2 separate regions of the Homo sapiens genome follow, and region 1 is linked to region 2. A link is a contact called in ENCODE Hi-C or POLR2A ChIA-PET data. All regions are on one chromosome and are shown on one strand. Each heading gives the region's core, a stretch centred on a gene start or an enhancer-like site at or near the end of the contact. The rest is flanking DNA. Distances are from core to core; before and after follow the strand shown. Region 1 holds the start of ARRB2 (arrestin beta 2). Region 2 overlaps SMTNL2 (smoothelin like 2).

Region 1 (7,109 bases), core at 110-2,609, 120 kb after region 2:
GCACAGCAGCTGCTGGCCCAGGTGCTAAGCCCCTCACTGCCCGGGGCTGGCCGGCCACTCCGAGTGCGGAGCCGCCGAGCCCACGCCCACCCGGAACTCGCGCTGGCCCGCAAGCACCGCGCGCAGCCCGGGTTCCCGCCCGCGCCTCTCCCTCCACACCTCCCCGCAAGCTGAGGGAACCGGCTCCGGCCTTGGACAGCCCAGAAAGGAACTCCCACAGTGCAGTGGCGGGCTGAAGGGCTCCTCAAGCGCGGCCAGAGTGGGTTCCAAGGCCGAGGAGGCGCCGAGAGTGAGTGAGAGCTGCCAGCACGCTGTCACCTCTCACCACTGCACTCCAGCCTCGGCGACAGAGTGAGACTCTGTCTCAAAAAAAAAAAAAAAAACAAGAAAAAGAAAAAAAACTTCTGCGCATCCTTCAGAAAGACTGTCCTCATCTGTTCCCCGCTCTGGACAGCCTGCACTCCCTCCACCCCCGCCCGGGCCAATTGCTGTTAGCGGCTGTGTCTTCTGACTCAGACCTCTGTAATAGCATTCCTGGGTAATACCTGTGTATGTGTCTCCTCAACTATTCTAGGAAGGCAGGGGCCATGGTAATTCGTATGTGTCCCCATCGATTGGCATAGTGAATAGCATAACATAGGCACGGATGGATGGGTCCATAGATGGACCGATGGATGGGAGCGGGTGAGTGAGTGGATGTTAGCTGGGATGGGTGGGTGAAGGAGATGGATAGTCAGAGACATTGGAAAAGGGAACCCTGCGAAGATCAAATGCAAACACCAGGAGGAGCTGACACGCTGCAGTGAAGAAGCGGGAGGGCTGGCCACAGAAGGCGGCACGCTCCGAGTGGAGCAGGTGAGCGGCGCGCACTGAAGCAAGCATCACGCAATTGAACCGCTCACCCACGTGTTCCCCCCCACCATCCTCCTTCCCAGACGGCGCTTCAGCTCATTCCACCGCCCCCAGCAGCCCGGTCGCCCCCACCGCCACTGAGAAAGCAAACAAAGGGGAGGAGACCCCTGCAGGTTCTGGATGCCGAAGGCCAATCGAAAGACTTAGATCCCCTGGAAGGCGGGCGCCTTGGTTTAGGGGGGTCCAATCGGTTTCAAGGGGTTGCAGCGGGGCGGGGAGATGGGCGGGAGGAGTGGGAGCTGGCCCCGCGCGCGGGGGAGGGCTACCAGGCTGGGAAGGAGCGCGAAGGGCTGGGGGCGGAGCCAATGGCCCCGCGTGTCTGCTAGGAGAGGGCGGGCAGCGCCGCGGCGCGCGCGATCCGGCTGACGCATCTGGCCCCGGTTCCCCAAGACCAGAGCGGGGCCGGGAGGGAGGGGGAAGAGGCGAGAGCGCGGAGGGCGCGCGTGCGCATTGGCGCGGGGAGGAGCAGGGATCTTGGCAGCGGGCGAGGAGGCTGCGAGCGAGCCGCGAACCGAGCGGGCGGCGGGCGCGCGCACCATGGGGGAGAAACCCGGGACCAGGTAAGGGAGGTGGGGCCACGCGGCGGGGCATGGGCGGCGGCTCGGGGCGGGGGCTGGGACGGTCCCAGACGAGGGCGCAGCGGAGAGGATCTGGGGGCCGGACGCCTGGGTCCCTAGGGACAGCCATCCGGGGCCGCACGCGCAGGTCCTCGAGGATAATGAGGGTGGGGGGGAAATGCCCGGGCCCCTGCAGAAAGCGAGGCCTGAGGGGGATCAGAAAAACCGGTGTCGGGGTTCTCGCAGGGATGTGGGGCCAGACTACTGGGCTCTCCCGTGCAGGCTGCGATGCAGGGATGGAGGAAGGAGGAGCAGGTGGCTGGCCCCGAGGGGTCGTGTACGGGGAGGCTGGATGCCGGGACGGGGGGGATCCACTCCAGACTCGCGCCAAGCCAATGGAAAGCCTCCTATCCAATATCCCCCAGGTAGTCGCGCTGCCCACACCTGTCCCGAGGGCCGGGTGGCTCCTCACCCAAACTTCTACCTTCCCTTGGGTTGCCAGGAGCAACAGCTTCATCTTGGGGGAGCCGAGTGCGTGGCGACCCTCCCTGAAACTAGATCGTATCCCTCTCTCTGGGGGTGGGGGAGGCAGTATTCACCCTGGGCGCGCGTCCACTCCCCGGATGTTTTCTGTGCAATCGAGGCTCTTTCCTTCCACTGATACCCCGAGTTCTCTTTTTTGGTCTCTAGCAAAATCCACTTCCTGTTGTGACTCAACACCCCCAAGGGGCAAGGGGTGGATGCCTGAGTCGCAGGGGAGCGGGAGCAAAAGACGAAAAGGTTGGGGCTGTAGGCCTCAACTCAGAGGGTATCAGGAATAGGGAATTGGTCCTGAGCTCTGGCTTGCTCTGCAAAACATCATATCAACCCCACTTCCAACCTATAGAGTATGAGAACCCGGGTTTCTGAGCATCAAGTAGACGAGCATCAGAAAGAGATCATCAGAGAGATGATCCGTCTCCTGGATCAGGGTTTAAACATCCCAGAGAAAGGGGAAGTTGCTGACTTGTGGGAGGCCCCTGATTTCCGTCATGTGGTTCAGGGAGTGGGACGGATGGACCAAAGGAGACTGCTAACTTGGCACAATTTCCCTCACCCCCATGAAATTCTGGGCCACAGGAAATGGAGCGAATAGCAGGAAGTGTGAAAGGACATCTGCTTCAGCTACCCCTGCTCCCACTGGGCACCTCCCTGGTCATCCCCACACTCTGCCTCCTTGGCCAGCCTAGTATATGCACGCTGCTCCTCCCCAGCCTGGCAGGAGGTGGCTGGGTTAGGATCCAAAGGGCAAGTGCCTTGCAGCTGCTCCAGGGCAATTGCCCCAGAACCACACTCCAGTTGGCCCACTGATTGTGGCTGTCACAGCCCTGTGCCAGGGCTCCTAATGGGAGGACACCCTGGGACAAAGAGGAAAACCAGAAGCAAAGGGGAGGGAGAGCCTGGATGATGCCACGGCACTCAGCTCCCAAGTTGGGATGAAAGATAGGGTGTTTATTCTAGCGGCTACCATATCGATGTGTATTCTCTTTTATTGGTTAGGAATACCTGGGGCCCTCCATACCCTTTGCCTTACAACCTTTGGACAGCTTGGCTTTCTGGGAAGAAGGGGCAAGTGAAGTTGTAGCAGAAACTGGGCCTATGGTAGAAACCATGTAGGGCCAAAGGCCAGGGTCATTGCTCTCCTATATGCTCCAGCTGTCAGAGCTGGAGACCAGATGGAAAGATGGTTAGGTCTTACCCAGACACTGTGGTAACCTGCCCATTGGGGTCCTCTGGGAATGGGGTGGTAGACTTGGAAGAGGGATGGGCTAGTTGGCAGGATTTCACGTTTCTGCTATCTATCTGAGGATCCTTTCCAGGGATCACTGCTGAGGCAGAGTGGATTGGAAGGAGTAAGGTGGTGCTTCAAAGAACAGGCCCACAATTGGCCAGATCACTGGGGTTGCCAAACACTTCCTTACCCTCCCAGCAATGGGTGGAGTCCAGGCTTAAATTGTTTCAGCAACTGGAAAGCAAATAACCTTCAATTCAACAAACTATTTATGCCAACTGCAGAGACAGATAGTGTAATATTGATCGAGAGGATGGACTCGGAGCCAGACTGCCTTGGTTTCTATTAATTCCCACCATTTACTCCCTCTGTGACCTTGAAACACTTGACCTCTCTCTGCCTCAGTTTCCTCACCTGTAAAACAGAGATATTAGGAGCTCCATCACTGGGTGGTTTTATTTAATTTAATTAATTTATTTATTTATTTATTTTTTGAGACAAAGTCTTGCTCTGTCACCCAGGCTGGAGTGCAGTGGCTCAATCTCAGCTCACTGCAACCTAAGGCCGGGCACGGTGGCTCACGCCTGTAATCCCAGCACTTTGGGAGGCTGAGGCGGGTGGATCACCTGAGGTCAGAAGTTGGAGATCAGCCTGGCTAACATGGGGAAACCTCGTCTCTACTAAAAAAATACAAAATACAGGCCAGACACAGTGACTCAAGCCTGTAATCCCAGCCTTCTGGGAGGCTGAGGCGGGCGGATCACTAGAGGTCAGGAGTTTGAGATCAGCCTGGCCAACATGGGGAAACCCCATCTATACTAAAAATATAAAAATTAGCGGCCGGGCGTGGTGGCTCACGCCTGTAATCCCAGCACTTTGGGAGGCTGAGACAGGTGGATCACGAGGTCGGGAGATTGAGACCATCCTGACTAACACAGTGAAACCCCATCTCTACTAAAAATACCAAAATTCGCCGGGCGTGGTGGTGGGTGCCTGTAGTCCCAGCTACTCGGGAGGCTGAGGCAGGAGAATGGCGTGAACCCGGGAGGCAGAGGTCGCAGTGAGCCGAGATCGCACCACTGCACTCCAGCCTGGGCGACAGAGTGAGACTCCGTTTCAAAAAAAAAATTAGCCAGGCATGATGGCAGGCACCTCTAATCCCAGCTACTCAGGAAGCTGAGGCATGAGAATCGCTTGAACCCAGGAGGTGGAGGTTGCAGTGAGCTGACAGCGTGCCACTCTACTCCAGCCTTGGTGATAGAGTGAGACTCCATCTCCAAAAAAAAAAAAAAAATACAAAACATAGCCGGGCATGGTGGCTCACTCCTGTAATCCCAGCTACTCAGGAGGCTGAAGCAGGAGAATCACTTAAACCTGGGAGGCGGAGGTTGCAGTGAGCTGAGATCGCACCACTGCACTCCAGCCTGGGCAACAGAGTGAGACTCTGTCTCAAAAAACAGAGTATTACAAGAGATGACACATTTGAAACACTTGGAACAGTGCTGGGCATGGAGTAGTCACTCTGAAATGTTAGCAGCATTACCATCTTCATGATATGGCTGGCATTGTGCTGGAGATGCCTAAATTAATAAGGCCTCTGAGGCTCACAGTCTGAGGAGGGAGGGAGCTAACTATCCTTGTGTGCTACCACACCACAAGTAAAACATAAACAAGGTGTGACAGGAACCCAAAACAAGGAGCGACCAGGGTCTGGGCTGGGTCAGCTTCCTAAAGGCTGGGCCTTAAAAGACAAATAGGCTTTTAAGCTCTTGAGGTCGGAGTTGGGGACAGTTGGAGGTGAGTAGAGTCGAACTTGGGTAGGGCCTGTGGTAGAAACTATCTGAGGGCCAAAGGCCAGGGTCATTGCTCTCCTATATGCTCCAGCTGTCAGAGCTGTAGACCAGATGGAAAGATGGTTAGGTCTTATCCAGACACTGTGGCTACCTGCCCATTCGGGTCCTCTGGGAAGAGCCTGGGTGGTTCCTAGGGCAACCAGTGGCCATTACTGGGGAGGGAAGGGGACGAATGAGGGTGGACAAGACAAGGGGCATTTCCCCTTGCCACCACGTTAGAAATAGGAAGGACCTTCCGGGAAGAAGGGTTCCCCTTGCCACCACGTTAGAAATAGGAAGGACCTTCCGGGAAGAAGGGTTCCCCTTGCCACCACGTTAGAAATAGGAAGGACCTTCCGGGAAGAAGGGTTCCCCTTGCCACCACGTTAGAAATAGGAAGGACCTTCCGGGAAGAAGGGTTCCCCTTGCCACCACGTTAGAAATAGGAAGGACCTTCCGGGAAGAAGGGTTCCCCTTGCCACCACGTTAGAAATAGGAAGGACCTTCCGGGAAGAAGGGGAAAGGGGCAGAGCTGGGCAAAGCCCCACAGCCTCAGGCAGGAGGCCTGGGTGAGCACTGCTTCTCAGGCCTGGGAGGGAGAGGGTCCTGGTGTGGGGTCCCTGCTGAGTCTGAGGGAGGCAGTGGGGTTTCCCTTTCTGTTTTGTTAGGGTCTTCAAGAAGTCGAGCCCTAACTGCAAGGTGAGTCTCCACAGCACTTACCCTTTTGACCCTCCCTGGGCCCCAACAAAGCCCAGCCTTCCCCTAGACGATCCCCAACCTACCCAAAGATGATCCCCAACCCCTAGCTCCCCACTTCCTGTGACAGCTAAGCGCCGACTTCCTTCCCTCCTGAAGCCCCTTGCCGCAGAGGCTGCTCAGCCTGAGCCAGCCACAGGGCTGGGTGGGGCAGGCTTGGGTCCCCAAGCAAGACCACAGAGGAGGAGGCCAAAAGCAAGCCATGTGCCTGTAGCCCTCCTAGGAGCCAACCCAAGGTGCGTGGGGCTGGGAAAACCTAACAGCCCCCGGGCTATGGCCTATTTATCCTAGAGCCCCTTGAGGGGACCTAGTGAGGGTGGCAGCTGCTCTCTAGCTGGCTGGTTGGGCTGAGTTCTCCCCGAGGATCCAAACACACACACACACAGACACACACACACATACACACATACACACACACCTGGCTGGTTGGGCTGAGTCCTCCCTGAGGATGCAAACACACACACACGGACACACACACACACACACGGACACACACAAACACACCTCGCTGGTTGGGCTGAGTCCTCCCTGAGGACACACACAGACACACATGCACATACATGTTCACACACACACCTGACTGGTTGGCTGAGGACACACACACACACACACACACACACACACAAACACACACACACCGGGCTGGTGGGCAGAGGTGTGCAGAGATAAAGGAGCAGCTCAAAAGCCTAAAGGTCCACTAGTCTGAGAAACGCCACCACCCTCACTTTCCAACACTATTGGGAGGAAACCTGGAACAACTCCTTCCTGATAGCCCAGCCTGGAGATCCCCGGGCAGGGCAGCCAGTTTTGAGGGCTCCGATGCCCTGTCACCATCCTCCCCAATCTCCCCTGTGACCCCTTGACATCCTCAGCTCACCGTGTACTTGGGCAAGCGGGACTTCGTAGATCACCTGGACAAAGTGGACCCTGTAGGTAAGTTTTCCCAGAAAGGGACAGCTCGTTCCCCAAGAGGGGAAGAAGTTCCCGGGCCCAGGAAAGCGGGGAGCGGCCCTTTCAGGAAGTGAGCTGGTGTGTCCCCCTCCTAGATGGCGTGGTGCTTGTGGACCCTGACTACCTGAAGGACCGCAAAGGTACTGGCCCCAAGTCCAGGGGGCCCAGGGAAAGTGGGGGCTAGGGAAGTGAAATGGGCTGGCCTTGGAAGGGCGCCCCAGAGAGATGGAGGCTGGAGGTGGAAGCCAGGAGTAGGGTTCAGGCAAGTCTTATGCTGCTGAGGGAGGAGCAGCGGCTGCTAGGTGCCAGGGGACTGGGGAAGTGGGGCTC
Region 2 (6,663 bases), core at 2,618-5,117:
TCGTCCTGGGCTCGTGGTGGAGCCCCCACCAGCCCCACAGACACTCTCAGCCGTTCACACGCCCTGGCTGTGAGGAGGGCAGGACCAAGGTTGAGGACTTCTCCCCTGGCCACACGTGCCAGCTGTTTTTTGCTGTATAACTTTGGGCAGGGCACATGCCCTCTGGGAGTCCTCGGGCCCCATCTCTGAAATGGCTCTGGCAGCACCTACCGGGGAGGACAGTTGCTATAAGTGGTGTTTAGAAGGTGTTGCTATAAGGATAGCACCGGAAAAAGGGCTGGATGTTTGGTAGATGCCGAGTGGCACTTGCCTAGCCTGCTCCCGTTTCTCAAACAGGGAAACAGACCCAGAGGGGAACTGATGTGGCCCAGGTCACATGGGTGGGTGGCAGCACAGCCTGGATCCCAGGCTCCCCACTGGCTCTTGGCCTTGGCTGTCTTGTCTGCCCCCACCTGCCCCACCCACTACTACTGCCCAGCTGGGATGGATGAGTCGCACGGAGCTGATCAGGCGCTTGCACTCTGCATAGCCGGGTAAATCTTGTGTCCCCGCCTCCCATGCAAAGATCTCATCGTGATCAGGGCTCCGTAGCTCATCGTTGGCCCAGAAGGACCTGGTGCCACTGGTTCCTGCTGCCCCTGCACGGGTAGCCATGCCGACCTGGCCCAGCTGAGAGGGGCAGGGGGCGAGGCACTCCTGACCCCATCATCTGGTCCAGCCTGGGGGAAAAGGTGAGGGGGCCTAATGTCATTGGAACCCTCCATCTTGACTTCTGTCCTCAGCTTTTTGGGACTCTGGGAGGAGCCCAGTGGAGGTGTTTGCCTCCCAGGATCGCAGGGGCTCAGCAGTTGGAGTGGGGCCATCCCAGCTTTTGCTGTGTGACTTGGCCCGTCACTTTCTTCCTGGGGGCTGTTTTCTCTCAACATGATTGGTGTTTTGCCAGAACGGGAGGGGATTTGGGGGTGGGCAGCTTTTGGGGGTGGGCAGCTGGCCCTAGCTGATGGGGTCTCGGTGACATTTGTGTCTCTGTAGAGTTTGGATCACGATGAGGCCAGTGAGTCGGAGATGAGAAAGACCTCAAACTCCTGCATCATGGAAAATGGGCACCAGCCGGGGGCAGGTAGGGCTGACGGCAGAGGAGGGGTGGCTGGGTAGGTTTGGGGGTTAAGTAAGGCCTTGGTCAGGTATCTGTGCCAGGCTGGCCCTTGGCCTGGCATCGGGGGGACTCTATCCTGAACCCCAGCAGGGAGAGAGGCTGCCAGGAGAGCAGCGTCATTCAGTAGAACTTGTGAAACACAGAGGGAAGTTGGGAGATCTCAGGAGGTAGTGAGCTCTCCTGTTTCTAGAGGAAAGCAAATAGAGGCTGAGGAGCCGACTAGTATTTATTAAGCTGGCCATGAGGGGAAGTTGGGAAAAATCAATTCTGGTTGGAGCAGTAAGATATCCCTGGTAGGGGAGGTCAGAGAGGCTGGAGCAGTCAGGGAGGCCTTCCTAGAGGAGGTGGGAGGAGGGCCCAGGGAGGCTAGAGCCCTCCTGGGAGGTCCCAGGCCCCTGTGGCTGCCACAGCTGACCACCCACCCATGCTGGTCACATGTTCCAGGTCCAGGCGATGGACCCCCTGAGATTGCCCAAAACTTCTCAGCACCAGATCCCCCCAGGCCTCGTCCTGTGAGCCTCTCCTTGCGGCTGCCCCACCAGCCAGTCACGGCCATCACCCGAGTCTCTGACAGGTTCTCTGGGGAGACCTCAGCTGCGGCTCTATCACCCATGTCTGCTGCCACCCTGGGGGGCCTCAACCCAAGCCCCAGCGAGGTCATCACGCCCTGGACTCCCAGTCCTAGCGGTATGAGCTGGAGAGCGTGGCCTTGGGGCAGACCTCCCCTTGGGATGGGAGAGGGAAGGCCGGGGCTGGGGAGAGGGAGTCGGTGGGTGACATGGAAAACGAGGGGCTAAGCCCAGCCCTGCCTCTGCCTGCCATGTCAGCCCCTTCCCTTAGCCCATCCTCCCGGGCTACTGCCCAGAGATGCTGTGAAATAGCGTCATCCCCTGGTGGGGGCGACCGTGGCTTTTATTACAGTTGGAAGGTGGCCTCTTGCCCTGCACGTTGGGCACTGTCCCCTCCCTCAAGGCCCCAGGCCTGACTTGGGCCTGTGGCCAGTCCTCCGTGGTATGTCCTGGGGGAAGCCGTGTGGGCCTCTATAGGGAGGGTTTGGGAGCAGTGTTCACTGGATACATGGCACGGGCCCTGGGCTCTGTGCTCTCAAGAGCAGGGCGGGGACAGTTGAAAAGACCTCTTTGATGTTGTTGCTGTGTGTGCCCATCCTCCTTTCTCCTCCACTGTCTGCTGAGGCAGGGCCAGCTTAGCCCAGAAGGTTAGCTCATCCATGCAGCGATGCCGGGTAAATGAGGCAGGGCTGGGTCAGAGGAAGGGAGGCTATGGCGGGCCCTCCCTGGGGCCAGGGTTTGTTACTTCTCTCCCTCTCTCTTCCACAGAGAAGAATTCCTCTTTCACGTGGTCTGTGCCAAGCTCTGGCTATGGGGCAGTGACAGCAAGCAAACACAGCAATAGGTGAGTCAGGGCCTGTGTTCCTGTGGGGTCGCTGCGCCCCAGGTGTCTTCTCTGCTTTGGACGCAGGCCGCCCAGGGTTGGCCCTGGGGTTGGTGCCTCCTGGTAAGGCTCGGGGCTGGATCTCGGGAGCACTGGGCGGCAGGATGGGGGGAAGGTCTGAGCAGGGGGAGTGAGGCAGTGGGCCTCGGTGGAGAGTTTCATTTGGAGAAATATGGTCACAGCCTGGTTTCTTTGTGGGACCTTCAAGTCAGTCAAAAGATTGGAGGAGTGGCCGGGCGCGGTGGCTCACACCTGTAATCCCAGCACTTTGGGAGGTTGAGGTGGGTGGATCACCTGAGGTCAAGAGTTCGAGACCAGACTGGCCAACATGGCAAAACGCTGTCTCCACTAAAAATACAAAAATTAGCTGGGCATGGTGGTGGGTGCCTGTAATCCCAGCTACTTGGGACGCTGAGGCAGGAGAATCGCTTGAACTCGGGAAGCGGAGTTTGCAGTGAGCCAAGATGGTGCCACTGCTCTCCAGCCTAGGTAACAGAGTGAGACTCTATCTACAAAAAATAAATAAATAAATAAATAAATAAATGAATAAAAAACAAAAAAATATTGGAGGAGGCCTCTCAGCCGGCAGGAGGGAGAGGACAGGAGCTTTGTCTTCTTCCATCCCAGCCAGCTGGGGTCCCTCAGAGCCCGGAACTTCCTGCCCACGGGCTGCGAGCAGGGGCAGGTGAGCAGGTCCTTCCCTGTGGCACAGGCCTCCCCCCAGCCAGCCAGCGGGACTGTGATTGGGGATGGGGGTAGGGTAGCAGGCTTGGCTTTTTTTTTTTTCTTTAATAATAAAAGGAGAATTGTGACTTTCTGGCAAACCGTTCTGGGGAAAACAAAGGGGGTCTTATCGCATGGTGGTGGAGGCAGGAGGCCTGGTCCCTCCGGGGCTGGTTCTGAGCACACCTCCTGCCTGAGGAGGGGGTCCCTCTGTCCTCCCCAGGCATTGACACCTGCAAAGGGGTGGTTATGTCCAGATCGGGCCCAGCGTCTCCTGAGTTGAGCCTATTGGCCAGTCCCTCCAGCCAGCACAATTCAGAAAACCTGTCAAACCAGCTAGGGACCGGAGCAAGGGGGCCTCTTCTCTGAGCGCCCATCACGGTGCAGGCTGCCTTGTCCACACTCAGTGCAATGGAGACCTTGGGGCCTGGTGAGCTAGTGATGGCTGCTGGGCCCAGGTCCCAACTCGGCGATTCTTTCCTCAGCCCACCGCTGGTGACACCACCCCAGTCGCCCGTGTCCCCGCAGCCGCCAGCCATAACTCAGGTCCATCGGCAGGGGGAGCGTCGCAGGGAGCTGGTGAGGTCGCAGACGCTGCCCCGCACCTCGGAGGCGCAGGCCCGGAAAGCATTGTTTGAGAAGTGGGAGCAGGAAACGGCGGCCGGCAAGTACGGATGCCCACTCACAGACAGGCCCGGCCCCACGGTGTGCCCAGACCCAGACGGGGCTTGGGTGGGTGCAGCAGGGCAAGGTTCAGCCCTGTCCTGTTCCCCAGGGCGCTGTTGCCCAGGACAAGATCTCTTGGGCAAGGCACAAAGTTAGGGCTGGGCCACAGGGCAGCTTGGGGGGACAGAGGACCCCAGTTGTTGGGGGAGATGGCTGTGAGGCAGGGAGCCAGGAAGGCTTGGTGAGAGCCCCTCTCTCCTCCTCCATTCCCGAGGCCCCCTGTCCTGTCTCTGGTGCCGCCAGGCTGCCCTCACACCCACATTCCCCAGGGGTTGTGGCTCCTCTGGTTTCTGGGCATGACCGGGGACTGGATGGGGACTGGGATTCCTGGCCAGAGCTGGGAGCCCCAGCATGGGGTTGGTCTTGCCCAAGGACCGAAGGTGATGCCACGGGGCCGAGTGGCCTCCAGCCTGCTACTAGGTCTCGAGCGACGGCTCCTCAGGCTCCAGCCCACCTTTGCATATTCAGCCAGTCCTCGTGTCAGTGCATGGTATTGATGCCTGCTGTGTGCAGAGTGTGGCCCAAGCGTGGTATTGATGTCTGCTGTGTGCAGGGTGTGGCCCAAGCGTGGTATTGATGTCTGCTGTGTGCAGGGTGTGGCCCACGCGTGGTATTGATGCCTGCTGTGTGCAGGGTGTGGCCCAAGCGTGGTATTGATGTCTGCTGTGTGCAGGGTGTGGCCCACGCGTGGTATTGATGCCTGCTGTGTGCAGGGTGTGGCCCAAGCGTGGTATTGATGTCTGCTGTGTGCAGGGTGTGGCCCAAGCGTGGTATTGATGCCTGCTGTGTGCAGGGTGTGGCCCAAGCGTGGTATTGATGCCTGCTGTGTGCAGAGTGTGGCCCAAGCGTGGTATTGATGCCTGCTGTGTGCAGGGTGTGGCCCAGGCCTTGTGGGATAATGAAGACGACAGCCAGTCCCTGCTCGACTCTAGTGAGGGGGACCGACCCCGGACATCTCCCCACTGGCCCCAAACAACCTGGCCTAGGCCATTAGGGACTGTCCTTGGGGCCCAGAAGAGGAACTCATCCCTCCTGGCTAGGAAAGAGCCATCAGGGAAGGAGGCACCCCATTAAGAGGGGAGCTCAGAAGGAGGAGTGGGAGGAAGGAGCTGGGAAAGGTGTTCCAAAGCAGAAGGCAGGGGCCCAGGGCCATGTGAGCCAAGGTCTTCTGTCTCAGGATTCCCAGGTGACCCCTGCTTCCTGGATGGGGAATAAACAGGGGACCTGGAGGGCTGTAGGGGTGTGGACGGTCCTGCCACATACCATCAAAGGAGGCTGTGTCGCTGGTACATGGGCTGTGCCGTGGACGTGGGCACAGCTGAGCCCACGTGTGCCACCAGCATCTCCCCTGGGTGAGCAGAGCAGGTGGGAGCACCCTCCTTGGTGGTGCCAGGACAGCCTCCCCTGCCCCAGACCCGCACTGGGAGATGGCAGCTGGAGGGGCCCCCGCAGCAGGCCTGCCGTCTCTCCGCAGGGGGAAAGGCGAGGCCCGGGCCAGGCTGAAGCGGTCGCAGAGCTTCGGCGTGGCCAGCGCCAGCAGCATCAAGCAGATCCTGCTCGAGTGGTGCCGCAGCAAGACGCTGGGCTACCAGGTGAGCCCCGGCTCCCCTCCGGCTGCTGGGACGCCCCAGCTAAAAGCTTGACCAAGCGTCGCCCCTGTCCTTGTTCTCCCGCCTGGGCAGGAGCCCGCTGAGGCTGGGGTTAAGGGGTAGGAACCACGGTAATTATGCCTTCCGAGTGGGTGCCCAGCTGCCCTCCCGCACTGACCCCACTCACCCTGTTGCAGCACGTGGACCTGCAGAACTTCTCCTCCAGCTGGAGCGACGGCATGGCCTTCTGCGCCCTGGTACACTCCTTCTTCCCCGATGCCTTTGACTACAACTCCCTGAGCCCCACGCAGAGGCAGAAGAACTTCGAGCTGGCTTTCACCATGGCCGAGTGAGTATGGTGGCTCCTGCTGGCTACCAGCCCCAGCCCAGTCCCTGAGCCCAACTTCTTCCCCAGGTGGGGCATGGGGGCGAGTGGGATGTCGGGCCGCTGTCTGCAAAGCTGAAGGACCCTGGGGCCATGTGGTCTGTGTACCTCTTGTGCAGATGGGAAGACTGAGGCCTGGAGAGGGATTTTCCCAGAGTCACACAGCACTCAGTGGTGGAGGGGGACTCCGTTCCTGGGGACCTGCCCTTTTTGCTAGGTGCCCAGCTTCTGAGGTGCACTCTGGGAGACCAGCCACAGACCAGGCATGAAGGGCAGCAGGACAGGGTCCCCCAAAGCTCTGAATCTGTCCTCTCTGGACTGATGGAGAGATGCCGTTGCTTGCATGAGCCACAGCTGCCAGTTAGCAAGGAACTGGATATGACCTGGGCCACTTAAAAGGAGATTTTTGCTTCCAATAAGATTTTCCTTCCCGAAATGGTGTTCTGGCATTTATTGTGAAATTGCCTAGCTTCTTAGGTCCCACCTCTAGGGTGAAGATTTGGGGGTGGCTCTGGGGTCAGGAGGCACCTGGAAAGCCAGTTCGGGATTTGGTTTTTGGCCGAGGGCCTCAGGAGAGTTGGCAAAGTCAGGTCTGTCTGCCAGGGCTCCAGCGGCGGACGGGGGCACAGTCA

What was found. A loop is a pair of places that touch in the nucleus more often than their neighbours do. ChIA-PET counts read pairs that join two places held with the same protein, here RNA polymerase II (POLR2A). Pooled maps may share reads with other maps.
Region 1: a loop to region 2 is called in a pooled map, with 2.4 times the contacts of the local background. The contact joins the promoter of ARRB2 here to the enhancer-like site in region 2. A Hi-C loop is called at or near these places in 2 of 50 pooled maps. POLR2A ChIA-PET finds 5 or more read pairs at or near these places in 2 of 52 experiments (T-cell and activated naive CD4-positive, alpha-beta T cell).

What each region holds. Positions count from the first base shown.
Region 1 is chr17:4,709,273-4,716,381 of GRCh38, forward strand. It overlaps ARRB2 (arrestin beta 2), which reads left to right and starts at 1,360. Exons shown (of 15, transcript NM_004313.4): 1 at 1,360-1,472; 2 at 5,741-5,771; 3 at 6,701-6,761; 4 at 6,875-6,919. The coding sequence starts at 1,450. RefSeq lists enhancers at 978-1,147, 5,790-5,859 and a silencer at 1,077-1,606.
Region 2 is chr17:4,591,329-4,597,991 of GRCh38, forward strand. SMTNL2 (smoothelin like 2) reads left to right here. Exons shown (of 8, transcript NM_001114974.2): 2 at 1,033-1,120; 3 at 1,601-1,843; 4 at 2,494-2,569; 5 at 3,817-3,999; 6 at 5,532-5,649; 7 at 5,844-5,995. Among named protein-coding and RNA genes, the nearest start is that of SMTNL2, 10 kb to the left of the region's middle. RefSeq lists an enhancer at 1,548-2,119. Within about 2 kb of position 3,868, at least 2 of the 41 ENCODE cell types and tissues checked have a DNase peak (open chromatin) inside an H3K27ac peak, as active enhancers do.